2 separate regions of the Mus musculus genome follow, and region 1 is linked to region 2. Evidence: chromatin loops called from intact Hi-C (ENCODE). Cell type or tissue: left cerebral cortex. All regions are shown on one strand. Links, peaks and the distances in the headings refer to the core of each region. The heading gives the core; the rest is flanking DNA.

Region 1 (10,242 bases), core at 1,073-9,072, 1.0 Mb before region 2:
ATTAATGTATAGCTGGGAGGCAGAAGAGAGTGGTAGGTAGAACCTCAAGTATAGGTTCTCCTTTTGGTAGGAGGTGCTAAAGCCTAGATGACTATTACTATGGACACCCGCAACTTGTGCTACATTATGGTCATGTTCTATGAGGCATAGAGGACAATTGCTTTACCTGGATATCCCTTAGGACAGGATGCTTACAAAAATGATGTGTGAATGTTGTTGAAATACTTAGGTATTCTTATAGTTGTACTCTTAACCTCAGTAGGCGCCTGTGGTTGTTTGGGAGATAGGTGAAAGAGTGTCCCAATCAACATTCCTGGTGGGATGCCTGTAATTCCCAAACTATCCAAAAGCAACCTTTCCTAAAGGCTTGTTCCTGTTTCCATGATTGACAGACCTGTTGAAACTGACACTTATAGGAAAGGACAATGATTTGTCCTTATATTTTATTAGCCTATGGCTATATAATATTGTATGGTGTAGGTAGTTATTTGTTTATGGTGTCCCATGCAGCTCAGAATGTCATGTCTCCTGCCAGGACCAGAGATAACTCAGATCTCATTCTTCTGACCAGTAACTAGGTTCCCAAAGTTCAGATCTTGTTTGTACAAGTTGCTGAGTGTGAGAGAGGAAGTCACATACACAGTCCTTTAAGTCTATCAGTGTCTAACTCCCTACCTAGAGGAACTAGAGGTTTTAGCTAAATGTCTTACTACCTCACCCACACTACCTGATCTAGAATTTATATAGGTTATTTTTTGAGATGGGTGTGCTAGTTAAGGTAGTTGAGAAGACCATTGCTCACTGTCAGTTGTTCTTTATATGCAGGGCCAGTGAGATGGCTTAGTGGGAAAAGGGGCTTGATGCCAATCCCAATGACCTCGGTTCAGTCCCTGGAACTCACAGTGTATCAACTCCCATACATTATTCTCTAACACTGATATATATACCATGGGGTATGCACCTCCCCACTATATTAAGCAATAAATAAATAAATAAATAAATAACTCTATACTCCAAACCATAGTTGAAAAATGTTCCATGGAGCTGTACACTGTAAAATTTTGCCTTGCCTTTACATTGTACAATTCCCTACAACTAGACTAAAGATGCACATGATCCTTACAGCCTAAATGATTTTATTAATTGAATAAGAGAAATTTCAAATATTGAAGTACCTAGAATGTGTTCAATTGGGCAAATTGAGATGGTTTTAGATGGTTTTGAAAATCTTAAAGTGACATAAGAGACTTAACATTACTCAAAAGTAAAATATCCTGGTAGTGTGGTAGGAGGAGGAGTTGGAGGCAAGTGAGTCCCAGACACTCACTGTACAATCTCTACAAGCAATGCATATTTAGTAATATCCTGAAAATCCAAACAGTGGTGTGTAGTTCACCACTAATGGTTGATAGAAATGCTCTTAAACTGCCCTTTCTTGAGAAACTATTAATTGACAACTTCCTGAAAAAGACTCATCTTCTCTATAAGACACACAATTTAAAAAAATGACTATAGACATACATATTCACATGGGTTGATAGCCTTAACTTTATAAAGTGGTATATTTATAGATAACCAATTTCTATCAGACATTGATCAGGTCATATTTCATAAACACTCATGTAAAAATATCTTGTCCATTTACATTTATCTATTCAGATTACACATTTAAACAAACTGGGCCAGAGTATGAGTATCACACAGGGCAAAATGTTTAGATGGGATCTGCAGAGCTGGGAAGCTGCCCATGAGGGGAACAGTAAGCACAGTTGAGAGGATGTGACCTTGGCTGTCATTGGTAAAAGCTAAAGTCATTGTTTCTCAGGAGGAAAATGATCTGAGGAAGTGAGTTTTGTGAGCTCCTGCCTTTGGAGTGGAATGCCAAGCTCTGGTGAAGGGGCTGCACACAGGGTACAGCAGAAGGAAGGTAGGTGTGATAGGGTTATGCACGTCAACAGGAGTGAACAAATAAATCAAGACTTACCTCTGAAAGAACATTTCTTCCTGCTTGCAGTAAAATGGGAAGACTGAAGATTGCCAGTGGGGAGACAGGACTGGAGACAGGACTGAAGCCAGGGCATTCGGGAATGGGGGTGGATGTCTCAGAGGCGTGGAGAATGGGCAGGGGTTGATGTGGTATCAAGTGAGCTAGATTTCCTGAAAACAAACATCAGTAAGTCAAGGAGTAAAGAAGTCACAGCTGCATTCAAATGTAGGAGTTCTCTAGGAGGAGAAAAGTAGTCTGACTTTGTGTTACATTTAGCACTGGGAGACAGACTGCCAGATGCCAGGGTAGCTGTGGCATGGGTCAAAAGAGAGAAGCAATCGAAAACTCCTAGAATGGAGACAATGATATGTGGGGCTTGAGATGGTCTTGAGAGCAGGCAGTTGAATAATTTTGTGTGCTCTAGGAGGGAGAGGGAGAGGAAGAAGATAAAGAGAAAGAGGAGGAGGAGGAATGTAATACGGTATACTGTTAGTTATGACTTGTGGTTGTGAGCCATTCAAATTCTAACCTAATTAGCTTGAGAAGATGGTAAGCAGACCAGAAGATTTGCCAGCTCTGAATGGCCTGTCTAGCTAGGCCTTGTCAGTAGTATGAACCCTGTTTTGACCTTGTCCTTCTCTGGTAACCATGCTTAGGCCAGGGGCAGGGCTTCTTACGTATAGCAGGGAACAGTCCCTATAGCTCCAAGGAAGACCTGAAAGTGTTCTCTGGAAGGGCTTTGTCTGGCCCAAGGAGGACAGGTGTTTACTCTTGACTGGCCTTAACTATCTCTGGGTTTAGTATCCATCACTGAGTGTTGTTACCATGGCAGCACATTCAAAATACAAAACAGGATATCTCCTATGAAAAGACCGGGGTGGGGGTGGGGTGAAAATAATGTGTTCATTACATATATTGAAGGGATGCAGGGGCGGGAACAAAAGAGGTATTTTAGAATTCCTAGTCTACAAGTCAGTCATATGGTTCCTCAGGTACTACCACCATGTCTAGCTTTTAAGATCTGTCTTCCTGTAACTCCTTCCATGGGTGTTTTGTTCCCCCTTGTAAGAAAGATCAGAGTTACAGAGACGAAGTGTGGAGCAGAGACTGAAGAAATGACCATCTAGAGACTGCCCCACCTGGGGATCCATCCTATATACAATCACCAAGTCCAGACTTTTGTGGATATCAACAAGAGCTTGCTGACAGGAGCCTGATATAGCTGTCTCCTGAGAGGCTTTACCAGTGTCTGACAAATACAGAGGTGGATGCTCTCAGCCATCTTTGGTCTGAGCACTGGGTCCCCAATGGAGGAACTAGAGAAAGTACCTAAGGAGCTGAAGGGGTTTGCAGCCCCATAGGAGGAACAAAAATATGAACTAACCAGTACCCCCAGAGCGTGTGTCTCTAGCTGCATATGTAGCAGAGGATGACTTAGTCGGACATCAATGAGAGGAGAGGCCCTTGGTCCTATGAAGGCTCTAAGCCTCAGTATAGGGGAATGCCAGGGCCAGGAAGCAGAAGTGAGTGGGTTGCTGAGCAGGGGGAGGGGGGAGGTGGTAGGGGATTTTCAGAGGGGAAACTAGGAAAGGGTATAACATTTGAAATGTAAATAAAGAAAATATCTAATAAAAATGTAATTAAAAAAATCTGCCTTCCTTGAATGTTATGGAAAGTAATGGCTTCATTCCTATTACCTGGTCTTCCTCCAGGGAAAACCTTCCATTTCCCACCAGAGTAGGAATAAGTTATTTTTAATGTGTGGCGTTTTTGTACATGTTTTGTTTCAGTCTGTTTTGTTGACATTTTTAATAGCCTATGCTATGTCTGTATTTCTGTGTCTAGCTCAGCATCTCTCATCTGTATTGATTACTATCTACTGTCTGTCTATCTATCTATCTATCTATCTATCTATCAATCATCTATCTACCTACCTACCTATCATCTATCTATAATTTATTATCTAAGCAAACTACTATTATCTGAGTACCTATTACTATATATTTATCTCTATATAGTAATATATGGCATTATAGATAACATATAGTATTGTTTGTTTGTTTATTTATTTATTGTCTGTTATTTACTTATTATGTCTGTTTTATTTAATTTTTATCTCTCTACACATACCTGACTTTCTTTTATTCCCCATAATCATCTATCTAACACATACTCTAATGGCATCACTTTTGTTACAGGCCCTTTGGCTTCACGTTTACTTTTATATCAGTGGGGGCTTCTTGTCCATGAGACCCTGGCCCTTGTTTTTGGGACCTGCCTTCCTAAGGTGAACTGATGATTCCCTAGGCTGCTTCATGTATTCTGCCCTGGCAGCTGTGTGACTAATCTTAAGGATAACTTAGCTAGCAGACCAGAGCAACCATTTTCTGACTGCCTAGTCACAGGAAACTCCCAACACTCTCAGGTTGCTGGAGAATCCAGAATTTTCTTTTACTTATGCCTAAGAGAACTAGCCCTTTTTCTAATGTGCATAGTCAAGTGCTATCAGCCTCTCCTAGGTACTGTGCGTACAGTCCAACATTTCCCCAGACCCAGTAGAGAAATCTAACTCTGAGAAGACATCTTTCAGTCCTTACATCCACAAACTTGTGAATGGATAGTTTTTATAACATTGTTTTTGCGATGTTACATTCATTTTGAACAGCAGTGATGTTTATCAGCCTGAGCTTGTCTGGGTCACCTGAGCATCGATCTAAATGTTCTTATGAGCACTTTGAGATCTACCGAGAATAGCTGAGTGTTTGGGAAGTGGTTTTCTATGTGAATCCTTTCTGTTTCTTCCACAAATGTTCTGTAAGGTTCCAAGCATAGAAGTGACAGGCTCCTGGAATGTGACACTATCCTCAGGTAGCTGCCATGGTCCAGACCAGGACGACTGAGGAGACACTGGTATCTGACCAGCCTGGTCCAGTTAGAGTGGAGAAGATCAGCACTGAGGACTCACTCCCCGTGAGTGTTTGTTAGAGAATCAGGATCACCCAGAGAGTATGTCTGAGATGATGGTGGAGAGCAAAAAACAGGAGTGTTGCAGTGCCACCAGGACAGGAAGTAATGTCCTGGACTTTGTTTTACCTAGATTCAGGTCCATCTTCTATTCTACCACTCACAAGAGCAGCATGAAAAACGTGAAAAACAGAAAATTATAAAGCCAGCCCAACAAAATCTCTGTTGAGTTATAGGATTTACCCTGAGAATGCCTTGTGCTATATATACCGTTTTATCAAATGTCCTTACAGAAAATCTGTCGGTTTAAAAAAAAAATCAAAAACACGAATGGAAATTCATTTTAGAAATGCAAATCTATATTTTTAACAGATGATTCACTTTTCCCTAATTAAAGCAAGGATATGATTGTGCCTGTCTTAAATGTCTCTATATTTAGTTTTCTACATTTTTAATATCATGCCAGTTTTCCACGGTTTAAAACAAAACACCCTTTCTTTCTTGCAGTAAAATAGCTTGATCTCTACTGTTTTGTGACCTGGACGTTACAATTAAATTTACAGCATCTTCATAGTTTTCTTTGTATTTTTTCCCATTAGTGACTCACGGAAATAATAAAGAATATAGGACCTGAGAATCCAATTTCCACATGTGAGATTTCTCTAGCATGATAATTTCTCTCCTTTGTTCTCTCAGCTTCTGGAGAATAGCATTATCTTCTGGAGTTTTGTTTTTTTTTTTTCCCTTATACTAAATTTTGGCTTTCTAGACACTGGGATTTTACTCCAAAATTCACGTAAAGAATATGAGAATTTTTATAAAATAAATATTTTTTACTAATCGTTGAGAATTTCATACAATGTATTTTGATCATATTCATTAACCCATCCCAGATCACTCCTGGATCCCACTGTCCAACTGCCTCTTTTTTTTTTTTAATTTAATAATCCACTGAGTCTGGTTTGCTATGCCCATGTATGTATGTGTGTGGGGCCATCTGCTGGAGTGTGGCAGACCTACCAGGAGCCACACCCTTAAAAACTAACTCTCCCTCCCTTAGATGCCATCAGCTATCAAAAGCATTTCTGTTAGAGGTGGGAGGGTGGGGGAGGCTTTTGAGCTTCAGGCTAGAATTAATTAGCTTGATTAATTAATTAGCTGATTAATTAATTACTTGACTAGCTTGATTTTGTACAGGTCTTATGCAGATGACCACAGCTCCTCTTAGTCTGTGTGAGCAGTGGCCCAGTTATGTCCAGAAGACACTGGGTTGCTCTGGTGGTATGAAGGAAGTCATACAGGGTCAGAGGGTCTGGAGACTTCTACTCTGTCCACGTTTGGTACTCATGAGGTGTGGGAAGAGAGGCAGGAGATGGGAGTTTCCAGGCCTCTCACCTGTCTGGACTGGATATTCATGGCGTAATGGAAGTGTGAAGAGAGTAAGCAGGCCTGGGGATTCCTTACCTGTCCAAACCAGATGCAGAGGGGTCAGGGATCTTTAATGTTTTTTAAAAACTACATTTCCCCCTATCATCCTTTAAAATAAAACTTCCTCTGAGAAATAGTCAACATTGATCATTTACAGTCAATATATGCATGTCTCTCTGTGTATATATTGTTTCAAAATACTGAAAATGAGAACCATTCTGTATGCTGCTCTGTACCTTATTTTATTAAAATTTAGTCATACAGCTCAAGGACAGTCCCTGTGAGCATGCATGTAATTTGCCCACTCTTTAGTGGTTCACTGTATTCAGCTGTGGTAGGTCAACAGGAGTGTGTTTCCTAGTGTCTTTGTGTACATGACATTGGCACACACACACACATCTCTGGAATACAGACTATGAAGCAAAATTGGTAGTTATCCATTTTGTTGCTTCCAGGTTTCCCAGCAAATGACTTTCGTGTGCTCCTCACCGCATGACATAACAGGATACTTTCAGCAAAACTATGAATTTTGAATATTTATTTTTTAAAAAAGATTAATTTATTTTATGTGTATACTTTTAATTTTTTTCTAATTTGGTGTAGAAAATTATCTGGGAGGGATGATTTGTAGCCACCCAGCCACAGTGTACAAGTACTGTCTGTAACAGTCTCCAGAAAGACATTCTAGAGAAGCCTTCAGACTGATGCTGTGTCAAATGTTTTATTAAAAAATTATTCCATGATAAGCTGCATTTTAGAGTAAATGGTTATATTTAGTCCTACAGGACTTCTATCTTAGTGAACTTACTATTCATTCCAAGTCCGGAATATACTTTTCTTCTTTTAAAATTGTCAAAACACGTACCTCCAAAGACACAGACAAAACTCTTCTTTTTATGAAGAATTGTGTGCTGTGATGACTCCCTCAGTTCTATGCCCACTCAGTAGGTCCTGTTTCTCTTAACACGACAGATCTGATGACTAACACACTAGCACCACAGCCTCCCTAAGGCCTCCCCCCAAAGCTCACCCTAGTGGGCTTTCAGTCACCCAGGCCAGCCAGTCTGAAGTTGCTTCCCCCAAGGCACCTCACCACCGCTGTACTCTTCTCCAGTAGACAGAAACTGTAGAAAATAGTCTTAAATATTCAGATCTCAACATTTCTTAAAACAGGAGGAAGGAAGATAAAGAGCCATGAGGTGTAAAGGTCATTAAAGCTCATTAAAGGGAAGTACTTCATCTTCATGCAAAGCTTTCCAACCAGGAGAAAATATCCATCACATCTGTAATTACAGCGAGGCCTAATGGGACATTGAAATTCACGGGGCGCTCCAAGGAGACTTCAGTTACATATTTCACACTCTCAAAATTAGGAACAATCTTTGCAAAGTATTGATGAGGGGTTAGGAAGTGTGGGGAGCGGGTGTGGCGGCAGTCCCAAAGGCGCCAGGGACTGCAGCTAAGTCATATGACTTGCACCTTCTTGAGTGCTGCGCAGGTGTACCAGGATACAGGTGAATCCAATTTGGTGGAGATTTGCCCCTGCTGCCCTGATTAGCTGAAGCCTCGTGACTGGTGAGGGGGCGTGGCCTGCGGTGCGTGGATGAGAGAGAGTATAAAAGGAGTGAGAGGCCCAGGGTCGGGGGAGATATAAAAACAAGGGCGCGATATATAAACAAGGGCGCGATATATAAACAAGGGAGATATAAACAGGGGAGATAAAAACAAGGGAGATATAAAAACAAGGGAGATATAAAAACAAGGGCGATATAAAAACAAGGGCGCGATATATAAACAAGGGAGATATAAACAGGGGAGATATAAACAAGGGAGATATAAAAACAAGGGAGATATAAACAAGGGAGATATAAAGAAAGAAGAAACAGGACTGAATAAATGTGTGCAGAAGGATCCTGTAGCAGCGTCGTTCTTCCTGGCCAGTTGAGCGCGCGCAACACATGGCGGGAAAACTGCCCCTGCACGTGTGCAGATTATGTTTACCACTTAGAACACAGCTGTCAGGGCCATCTTATAATGGCAAATGTGAGGGCGGCTCCTCACAAGGAAGGAGCCTGGTTGGTGGCCCAGTGTCTGAGAGATCTCGGGGGTCCAGGCGTGTGTGTGTGTGTGTGTGTGTGTGTGTGTGTGTGTGTGTGTGTGTGTGTGTGCATGTGTGCTTCTCTTTCTGACAATTGCCACAAAGCCCAGGAATACACTGGTCCTACTTTCCTAAAGAAAGATAACCTTTCCACAACTTTTCCAAGACTCTGAAACAACATTAAGTTAGTTGTCTTCTTTTAGTGATTGTCTTATGTACTTAACAAAGAAATATGGGGCCCTGAGGCTCCTCTGCTTCAGCAGGTGGAGAATTGTTGAATTGGGTTGGGGGGAGGGGTAGAAAAGCTAATGATTCCAAACAAAGTTAAACATCTGAAGATTCAGAATTTCCCAAAAAGTAGATCGCCACAAAAAAGTGAAGGAAAAAAAAATCCAAGAAACAAATCTGTGGGAGGCAGCCTGCGTTGGTAAGAGGAAGTTCATCTGATGGTATGAGGAGCAGCTGAGAAGAAAGCTGCAAAGACAGGGAGTCTGAGAGGGCTGAGGTGAGCAGATCCATGGAGGACCTCAGGGTGCAACAGAAGGTGAGGAAGAGAGGAAATGGCAATGGTTATTCAGTGAGGCAATAAACGAGGGTGTGCATCTTATTCCCAGAAAGACAGTGCACAAGCTTCTAATCCACTCCTCACCGGGCCAGTTCTACTTTATGCTCAGAACCAGCTGTCTCCCTGCTGCAAAATGCACAGCTTTCTCCTACTTCAGGGAACACACTCCCAGGCCATGGAAGGTATTCAGGACAGGAGTGTCAGAGTCAGAGAACATCAGTGGTGTATTAGGACATGTTAGTCAATCCACAGCTCCCCACCCCCAACAGCCCACACGTATCTTCTCATATCATGTGTCTTCCAGTCCTTGGACAGCAAGCTTACTCTATCCATTTAGTTTGGTGGTTCGATGGATTCTTTTATTTTTTTAATATTTTTAATAGGTATTTTCCTCATTTACATTTCCAATGCTATCCCAAAAGTCCCCCATACCCTCCCCCCCCACTCCCCTACCCACGCACTCCCACTTTTTGGCCCTGGCATTCCCCTGTACTGGGGCATATAAAGTTTGCAAGTCCAATGGGCCTCTCTTTCCAGTGATGGTCGACTAGGCCATCTTTTGATACATATGCAGCTAGAGTCAAGAGCTCCGGGGTACTGGTTAGTTCATAATGTTCCACCTATAGGGTTGCAGTTCCCTTTAGCTCCTTGGGTAATTTCTCTAGCTCCTCCATTGGGGGCCCTGTGATCCATTCAATAGCTGACTGTGATCATCCACTTCTGTGTTTGCTAGGCGCCGACAGAGTCTCACAAGAGAGAGCTCTATCTGGGTCCTTTCAGCAAAATCTTGTGTGCAATGGTGTCAGTGTTTGGAAGCTGATTATGGGATGGATCCCCGGATATGGCAGTCTCTAGATGGTTCAATGGCTTCTTTTAACAGGGAAGAAAATTCTGCCTCCCAATGGTCCTCCCTTCAATGTTGCCTTTATCCATGGGTCCTGACTTAATAGTTTCAGCCCCAGAGGATTACCACTCATAGCTGGCCTTTTCTGTCTTCACCTAAAACTCTGCATAGCTCTTGCCACCCACACTCTTTCCCATCCAACCTGAGCAGGTGTGAGTGCTCTGATTTCCTACATTACACGTGGCCTCACCAGAACAGAAAGGAACACACTTGCCCTTGTTTTATACTCCATACCTGCTGCAGTCATAAAGCCTCGCTTGGCCTTTTGCACATGGGGAGTAGAGAAAATGAATTCG
Region 2 (8,000 bases), core at 1-8,000:
ATCTGGAGCTTTGGCAAAGGCTAATACACAGTTCAGTTTGCTACAAAATGACCCCCAAAAAATGATTCAGGGACCTTGTAGGGAAGCATGGAGCACACTGACAGAGGCTAGAAACAACACCGAGAAAGGTAGAGAGAAGGGAAGAAATGGTGCCAATGGTAAGAGAACACAGGAAAACATGGGTTTTAGCAACCTATGATGATGAGAGCTAAGGATCTGAGTCAAGTAAACAGAAGGGAAACTGGATTTAAGCAGGAGACACAGCTGACTAGGTTAGCATCTGTGAGAGATGGCAATGGAAGCATAGTGGGCGAGGCTCTGAAAAAAACTGTGTTCTGGTTGGCATACCAGAGAAGAATGGAATTTCTTTACATAGAAGGTATCTAGGAGTCTCTATCGATGCACCTGCACCATCTCCCTAATGGTCCAATGTCATCGGAATCTTAAGAATGAAAATGGTGAACAAGGGCTCATGTCACTTGTGTAGTGATGAGACAAAGATACCATAGTCCTAGTCTGTTGGGAGAGGTGAATGTTCCAAACACTCCCTAGCTTCTCTATAAGGAGACGAGTGTTAAGAGCTGGAGAGACTCCAGGACAAAGCACTTTCTTGCAATGCCTATAGCCCTAAGTTCCATCCACAACACCACAAATAAGGAGGTAAAATCATTCATAGACTCAGAGCGAAGTGTATGTCATTACCCATGGATCACTCCTCAGTAGGTTTTGTTTTGATTATTTTCCCCAATAGCATGCATTGTTGTAGAGTATGTGTGCCTCTAGGTAAAAGGAGCTTTTGAAAAGTCTAAGTGGGGCCACAGGTTAAGAGAACCTGTACATGGCTGTCTGGAGTAGGAGCTCTCCATTCTGTTTCTGTGCTCTACCCTCTGTCCTCATGACTGCTTGCAGTTATACTATGCCATAGAATTCTGAGGGAAAAGAGTTGGTCATTAGGACATGCCTGGCTTAGGAGTAGCCCTTGTATGTATCTTATAATCAATCCTCTTCACACAGGGTTCCCTGAATTGATTTTTACTACCTATTGTCACCTGTTTATAGGCTGAGTTACTCTATCTATATACTATGTCCCATTTCTCATCCCTTCTTGTCCCTCTTCTTAGCAACATTCTCAGGTAAACAATTCATGTGACTGCATATTCATTCCGTAGGTTGTATATACTTCTAGACTTGCTGGTCCCTATGTTGAGAACACCCTGGTAGTTGTATCCTCCTGCCATTGTTCATTTCAGCCTTGCTGTCTCTATATGAACTCATGCTGTCCCTCACTCATTACTGCATCCTCAGCATGCCCCCTCCATCACTGTGATCTGACAGCTGGGCAGGCAGCTGCTCCCAGACATGCTCAGCGTGAAACACTGTGATGTGACTAAATGGATGGAGCAAGTATCAGGGAGCAAGGAAAGGGTGGATGTAAAGGGCTGAGGCAGCAACAACAGGATCGAGAAGCAGATAAACCAGTGGCCCAGGGAACTACTATGTTTTTTAACATGAACTGACAGATAGACCAAGCAGCTCAAATGGATATCTGCCTCAGGAGATGAAAGTCCACTCCCCCAGTGCACAGTATGCATACAAAGAGTCGCATACTCTTACAAAGTTGTAAGCCATACCATACGTGGCTATTTGAATAGGTTTGGTCCCCATAGATTCATGTGTTTGGATGCTTGGCCCATTGGGAATGGCAATATTAGGAGGTGTGGCCTTGTTAGAGGAAGTGTGTCACTATGCGAGTGGGTTTTGAGGTCTCCTATGCCTAAGCTCTGCCCAGTGGAATCAGACACTGGTCCTGGCTGCTGGCAGAATAGTCTCCTTCTGCTGCCTTCAGATCAAGATGTAGAACTCTTGGCTCCTCCACCAGCATGCCTGCCTACACACTGCCATACTTCCTACCAAAAATATATCAAATTCCATACAGCAAATGCTTATATACCACACTACTCACTCTCCTACACACCCCCACACCCATACATACTTACCTATCTACCCATATACTCACACACTCAAGATCTCCTATTCTAGCCATCCTCAGTGTGTTCTAAGCTCAATTGTGCACCATCAAAGCACAGAACAGAGAAGGTTAACAGAAGGGCTTCCTTCCAGTTTTCTGAGCATTTTAGGTTTCAGAGCTGTGTAGAACAGGTTGCGTACTTTGAGCTGATGGCACACAGTGGACATAGGCATACTCCTCAGACAGGTCTTCACTCAACCTTGCTTGGAATGGCTAGCACTTGTCACTTATCACATGTAGCTACCCAAAGGACCTATGACCACCCTCCCCCATTGCTGGGGCTCAGTCTCTGTAGGTCAGTATCTAGGGAAATGTCTTACAGTGCACTCTCTGTGAAGTCAAACACAAATGTTACTTGGGATGTACTTTTCCCTGTGCCAGACAGTTTCATTTAGCTGTCCCAAAGACAACCTACATAAAATTTAGAGCAGAATTTCTGTCATTTGCTGTGAAAGCCTGGTAGCTTTCATATGTCCTTGCTTATCCCTTTCCCCCTTTCCAGGTACTTCCTTTGGGAATGATAACATTTTGAAGCCAGCATTAATTTTAACACCTTCTGATACACTGACCGCTTCACCTCTTTACCAAATTTGTTAGCTCCTCAAAGAGAAGACATGGTCCCTTTCTCCCACATCCCTGGAGCCTATCCTCTTCTCTTGTCTGGATGCATCACCCCCAATGTCTGCCCTTTGGATGGTGATCCCACAGGACACTATCTCCACAAAACAGCAGGTTCTTTGCTTCAATCCCAGTGAGTGTTGATGCTCTCTCTCACCAGCCTGGCCTGTACATATCTCAAAGGTGCAGAGTTCTGGATAACCATGATTAGCCTTCTCTTAAGTATTGAAGGCCATGTCTTCTCTTGGACCTGGTATCAGACAGCTTACACAGAAGGCTGTTGCTGGCCTCTGCCAATTCAAAGGGCAATCCTCTTCTCCTATGTTCTTCTTAATGTTTTTGAGTACTATCAGAGGGAAACAACCCATGATCATTGACTGGCCTTACTAACAACACTGTGTGGGATACTGTGGAAAAACTTAGCTTATGGTGGAAAGAAATCAAACTTCAATTATCAAAATTAGCCATGTATTATTCTTCTGCTAGATGTCTATGAATGTACTCACAGTTCATTCGGATATTCATGTTTGAAATGCTTTAGAAAAACCCCTTCATGTTAACAGAATGTAGTATCAAAGCTTTAATGTTCCTCAAAATACTCTAAGACGACACCTTGATCTAAAAACTCTAAAACTCCCTTTGAATCTCAGATGTATGGCTTTTTGTATGCTCATATGACTAGCACAAAGCCACTGAGACTACTGCCTGTGACATGTGTGTATGGCCATGATCAGGACTTGACTCTCAAATCTGCCTGAATTTCCAATAGATCTTGGTAGAGTGACATGAATTAGCCTAAAGTGCCTAGTTCTGTTCACAGTTAGCAACTGGCTGCTTGAAATGTGGTGTCTTATTCAGTGTCTTGTTGCTGTGAAGAGACACCATGTCCCAAAGCAACGTTTATAAGGACAACATTTAATTGGGGCTGGCTTAAAGTTTCAGAGATTCAGTCAATTAATATCACGGTGGGAGCATGGAATCATGCAGGCAGACATGATGCTGGAGGAGCCAAGAGTTATACATCTTGATCTGAAGGCAACCAGGAGAGATACTCTCTATTCCACACTGGGTGGGGCTTGAGCATAGAACCTCAAAGCCCACCTTCACAGTGACAGATTGTATTCAATAAGCCTATGCCTACTCTAACAAGGCCATTCTTCCTAATAGTGGCACTCCCAGGGCCAAGCATATTCAAATCACCACATGTGGTAAATACACTGGAGAGCAGAACCACTGAATTCAGTTTTCTTTAGTTTCTCAAGATTCATAATTTGACTTTACTCTTTTAAAAGTGTGTGTGTTGGGGGGGCACAGGGGTGAGTGATGGGTATGTGTTCTAGCCTGTATGTACTCTCCTAGGCTAAAAGATGGCCTCAGATTCTCCAAGGCTGGAGCTACATGAGATTATCAGCTGTCTATTGTAGATATTATGAACCAACTCTGGTTCTCAGCCAGAGTAAGACACTCTGTTAACCACCAAGCCATCTAATCCCATCTTTACTTTATAAATGCTATAGAAGGCTGGTCTGTAGTGCATCTAGGAAAAACCAATTAAAAAAAAACCTTGAGATTTGAATTTTTTTAAGGAACAGGAAAGGAGGCATGTCCGACTCTGCAACATACCTCTTCATCAGCACCAAGGGCATGCTTAGTCATTTTCAGGTAAATTTCAAAATCTCCCAGCCACTCCTCCCATCGATCATTTGGCTGACATTTATAGGTCATCTCAGGCTCAGGAGGCATGGATGGAATGCAGATAGCGCTGTGCATGACATATACTCATCAATTTCTAACAACTAAAATGCCTAGCCACATCCTTAATTTGTTAAATTCATGAGGCCGGATTCTTTGTGTTTTTCTACAGTATGGGAGGTTAGGACTTTTCAGCAACCTTTGACCTTGACACAGAACTCTGGTGTTGCCACTGCCTAGAAAGCAGGCACAGTCCAGTTGCACACCAGTGAACCAGTGATGACCAAGGCTGGCTCCCTCAGGTGCTCTCCAGAATCCTAGCATCTTATTTCCCCTGAAAGCCCTTCAGTGAAACCTGCTGCAGTGCTGCTAACTCAGCATCTGGCTCCTCAAGCTGGCCTACTTTCCCCTCCATGTATGTATTCATGGCACCATCTAGTGGCTGTGATTTTCAGCCCTGTTGTCTAACTAGAGAGCACTACCCAAGTTTCTTGGGATTTATATAGAACAGGCAGGTGGGCTGTTGGCTTTCCTAGATAAATGTGTCCCTATAGTTCATCATGATCTGCTTACCTTTTCTATGGATGGAGATAATGCTATCACAAATTCCACCATGAGTTTTTATTTCTGAAACACCTCGTGCAAAAGAGAACCATATAAGGTTCTGTGAATTAGTAAGAGACCAGCTCAGATGGTTCCTTCTATTCAGGCATAACTGTCTGCCAGGGAATTTTCTTCTGAAGCTGGGACTAAAAGACTGAAGCTGAAACCCTGACGAGCTTGAGACCCAGCACTGACCACCTTCTTTCCCACTAGACATTCCCTAGAACCTCGAGGAGGTTGCAGTCCTATGTTTAAGAAGATCCTCAATAGGCAGGGAATGCCATGATAGCAGCCAGACAAGAGCAACACATTAAGCTGAGATGATCCATAGCCTTGGAGATGGGGTGAGTCTAGGCAGACAAACAGGTAAGAACAGTGCAATTGTGCATCTTCTCAAATGCCCAAAGCACTGATGGGCTACACTGAATGGATGCATTGACTATGGAATCACAGGACACCCAGAAGGATTCTAGACTTATTTTTCAGAACAAGAAATATATATATGTGAGAGTTGCATTCTTAGAATTCCTTTGTTTTCACATTGTTTTCATCAAATATAAGCTCAAATCTTCACATAACTGGAAGAAACTAATCATTGAGCAGATTTGCAAAGAAAACAAGAATCATATATTTGTGTTTCTGTGTGGTTTTGTGTTTGTGTCTATTTGTATGTTTGTGTGTCTGTGTATCTTTATACATTTGTATATTTTTATGTTTGTGCATTTGCCTGTCTGTCTATGTGTGTTTTCAGAAACTGTATGACTACTTACAGATTTAGTAATACACTGTTTGGTGACATGTGAATCATAGAAAAAGTGAAGAAGGAAATGAAAAACTTCCTAGAAATAAATTTAACTGAAAGTTCAACTTATTAGAACTTTTTAATGACAAATTGATGGGAATAGTAAAAACTAAGTTTATAGCTATGAACGCCTACAATGAAAGTCAGGTGTAAGGGAGAACATGGGATTCTGTACTTATAACTCCAGCAGTAGAAAGGTCGAGCCAGGAAGGTGGACTTTAGTTTACACACATACAGTGAAAAGCTATTTTTAAAAGTAGAGCAAAATAAAAACCAGAAAGATCACAAGTAAATTATTTATAATACACACCAAGGTAGTATTAAAATATATAAGCTGAACTTAAGGTAGTAGGCACTAAGAAATAAGGAAAATCAGTCAGAAGATAATAGAATGAAGATGAAAATAAAACCTCAAAGACCTAATAAAGCAAAATAGAAACTCCAACCCTAAACACCAGTTCCACAGACAGAAACAATCTATCATCCCTACTGGGACTTATTTTCCCACTTAATCCTACAAAACCCACCACTGAAAGGAGAAAGAGGACTTACCATTTCCTAATAAAAATCTAAAAGAAAAACTCAACCAATGAACTAGTTCTACAATTACAAGTCCCAGTACAGAAGACAAACTTCATAAGAAACAAAGACATCATATCATCTTCACAAATTGTTACTTCCAAAATGATAGTATCTAATGAAATGATTAATAGACAAAAAATACAAAGCCGAAAGGGCCTGAAATGATGTATTCCAAGTTCTGGAAGACCACCATTATTAACTCAATTATTTTTCTCTGCAAAAACTAACTGTTAAAATTGAAGGTTAAAATGAAAACCTTTCATGATAGCAATAGGTAAAGAAACTTGTGGCTACTTGTGTCTGAAGACAAAGAGAAATAGATCACAAGCATAAATTAGAGTTCATGGAAGAGGTCTAAGAACACATCACAAAATGATAAGTTGACAAGAATTAAGAGACATCATTCAAAGTAATTCTTAATATTAACAGTCTCAATTAGATAAAAAAAAAATAGACACACAGACCAGCAGACTGCATCAGTGAACAGGATCGATCTTATTGTTGCCACCAAGAAATTTACCTCACCATACATGTTAGGCACCACTTTTAATACTTTACCCAGTATTGGACAAGGGTATTCCAAGCAAATGAAACCAAGAAATAGCAGTCGCAGCTATTCTTACATGGGAAAATAGACTTCCAAGACGGCTCACTTCATACTCACTGAAGGAATGAATCAATGAAAAGGGTATTCCAATCCTAAACATAGATTCACCAAACACAGGTGAACCCAATTCCATACAAGCAACGCTAACAAATTTAAAAGCACAGAGTATCTCCAAGACACTGATAGTGGGTGACTTCAATACCCCAGTCTCACCAATACACAGGACATCTATAAAAACAAAACAAAACAAAACAAAACAAAAAAAACAAAACAAAACAAAACAAAACAGAGATTCTCTGGAGTTGAATTACATCATAAATTAAATGGACCTAACAAACATTTACAGAATATCTCACCCAAACTCTAAATACACTAATTTCTTTTCAGCAGCCCATAAAATATTTTTGAAGTCAATTACATATTATGACATAAAACAAATCTTAGTAAAAATAGGAAACGAATATAACATCCTTCATCATATCTGACCACAATGGAACAAATTTGAATATCAACAATAGGAACTACAGGAAGGGCATAAACTCATGGAAACTAAACAAGACAGTATGAAGGATCATTGGGTTAGGAAAGAAATCAAAATGGAAATTTGAAATTTTGTAGAATTGAATGAAAATGAATATACAAAATATCAAAATCCATAGGAATAAGTGAAGATAGTCCTAAGAGGAAATGTTATAGCAAAATTTTCTCAGATATATCAAATTAATAACTTAATGATTCACCCTTGTAAAACCCAAGAACAAATAACACCCCCAAAAAGTATAAAGTAAAACACAATGAAAGCCAGAGATTAGTAAAATAGAATTAAGAGAAAAAAATACAGTGAAATAAAGATATAGTTCCTTGACAAGATTGACAGACCTTTAGCCAAATTAGTGAGAGGGGGGAGGAGGGGAGGGGAGGAAGAGGGGAGAAGAGGAGAGGAGAGGAGACGAGAGGAGAGGAGAGGAGAGGAGAGGAGAGGAGAGGAGAGGAGAGGAGAGGAGAGGAGAGGTAGGTCCCCAAACTAGAGATAAGAAGGAAGATATTGCAATAGACACTAATTCAGA

What was found. A loop is a pair of places that touch in the nucleus more often than their neighbours do. Peaks named below come from ENCODE experiments on the same cell type or tissue, not always from the same donor. Only the 100,000 strongest peaks of a DNase experiment are listed, where the experiment ranks them.
Region 1: it touches region 2 in a loop (4-fold over the local background); 2 of 42 quality-filtered maps call a loop at or near these places.

Annotation. Positions count from the first base shown.
Region 1 is chr7:56,455,090-56,465,331 of GRCm38, forward strand. All of the region lies in intron 23 of Oca2 (oculocutaneous albinism II), which reads left to right. Among named protein-coding and RNA genes, the nearest start is that of Oca2, 220 kb to the left of the region's middle. In left cerebral cortex, for the core only: a CTCF peak has its summit at 5,958 (motif pointing left); DNase peaks (open chromatin) are centred at 5,077, 5,450 and 5,954; H3K27ac peaks cover 186 bases.
Region 2 is chr7:57,469,595-57,477,594 of GRCm38, forward strand. All of the region lies in intron 6 of Gabra5 (gamma-aminobutyric acid (GABA) A receptor, subunit alpha 5), which reads right to left. Among named protein-coding and RNA genes, the nearest start is that of Gabra5, 36 kb to the right of the region's middle. In left cerebral cortex, for the core only: a CTCF peak has its summit at 4,778 (motif pointing left); DNase peaks (open chromatin) are centred at 319, 1,914 and 4,759.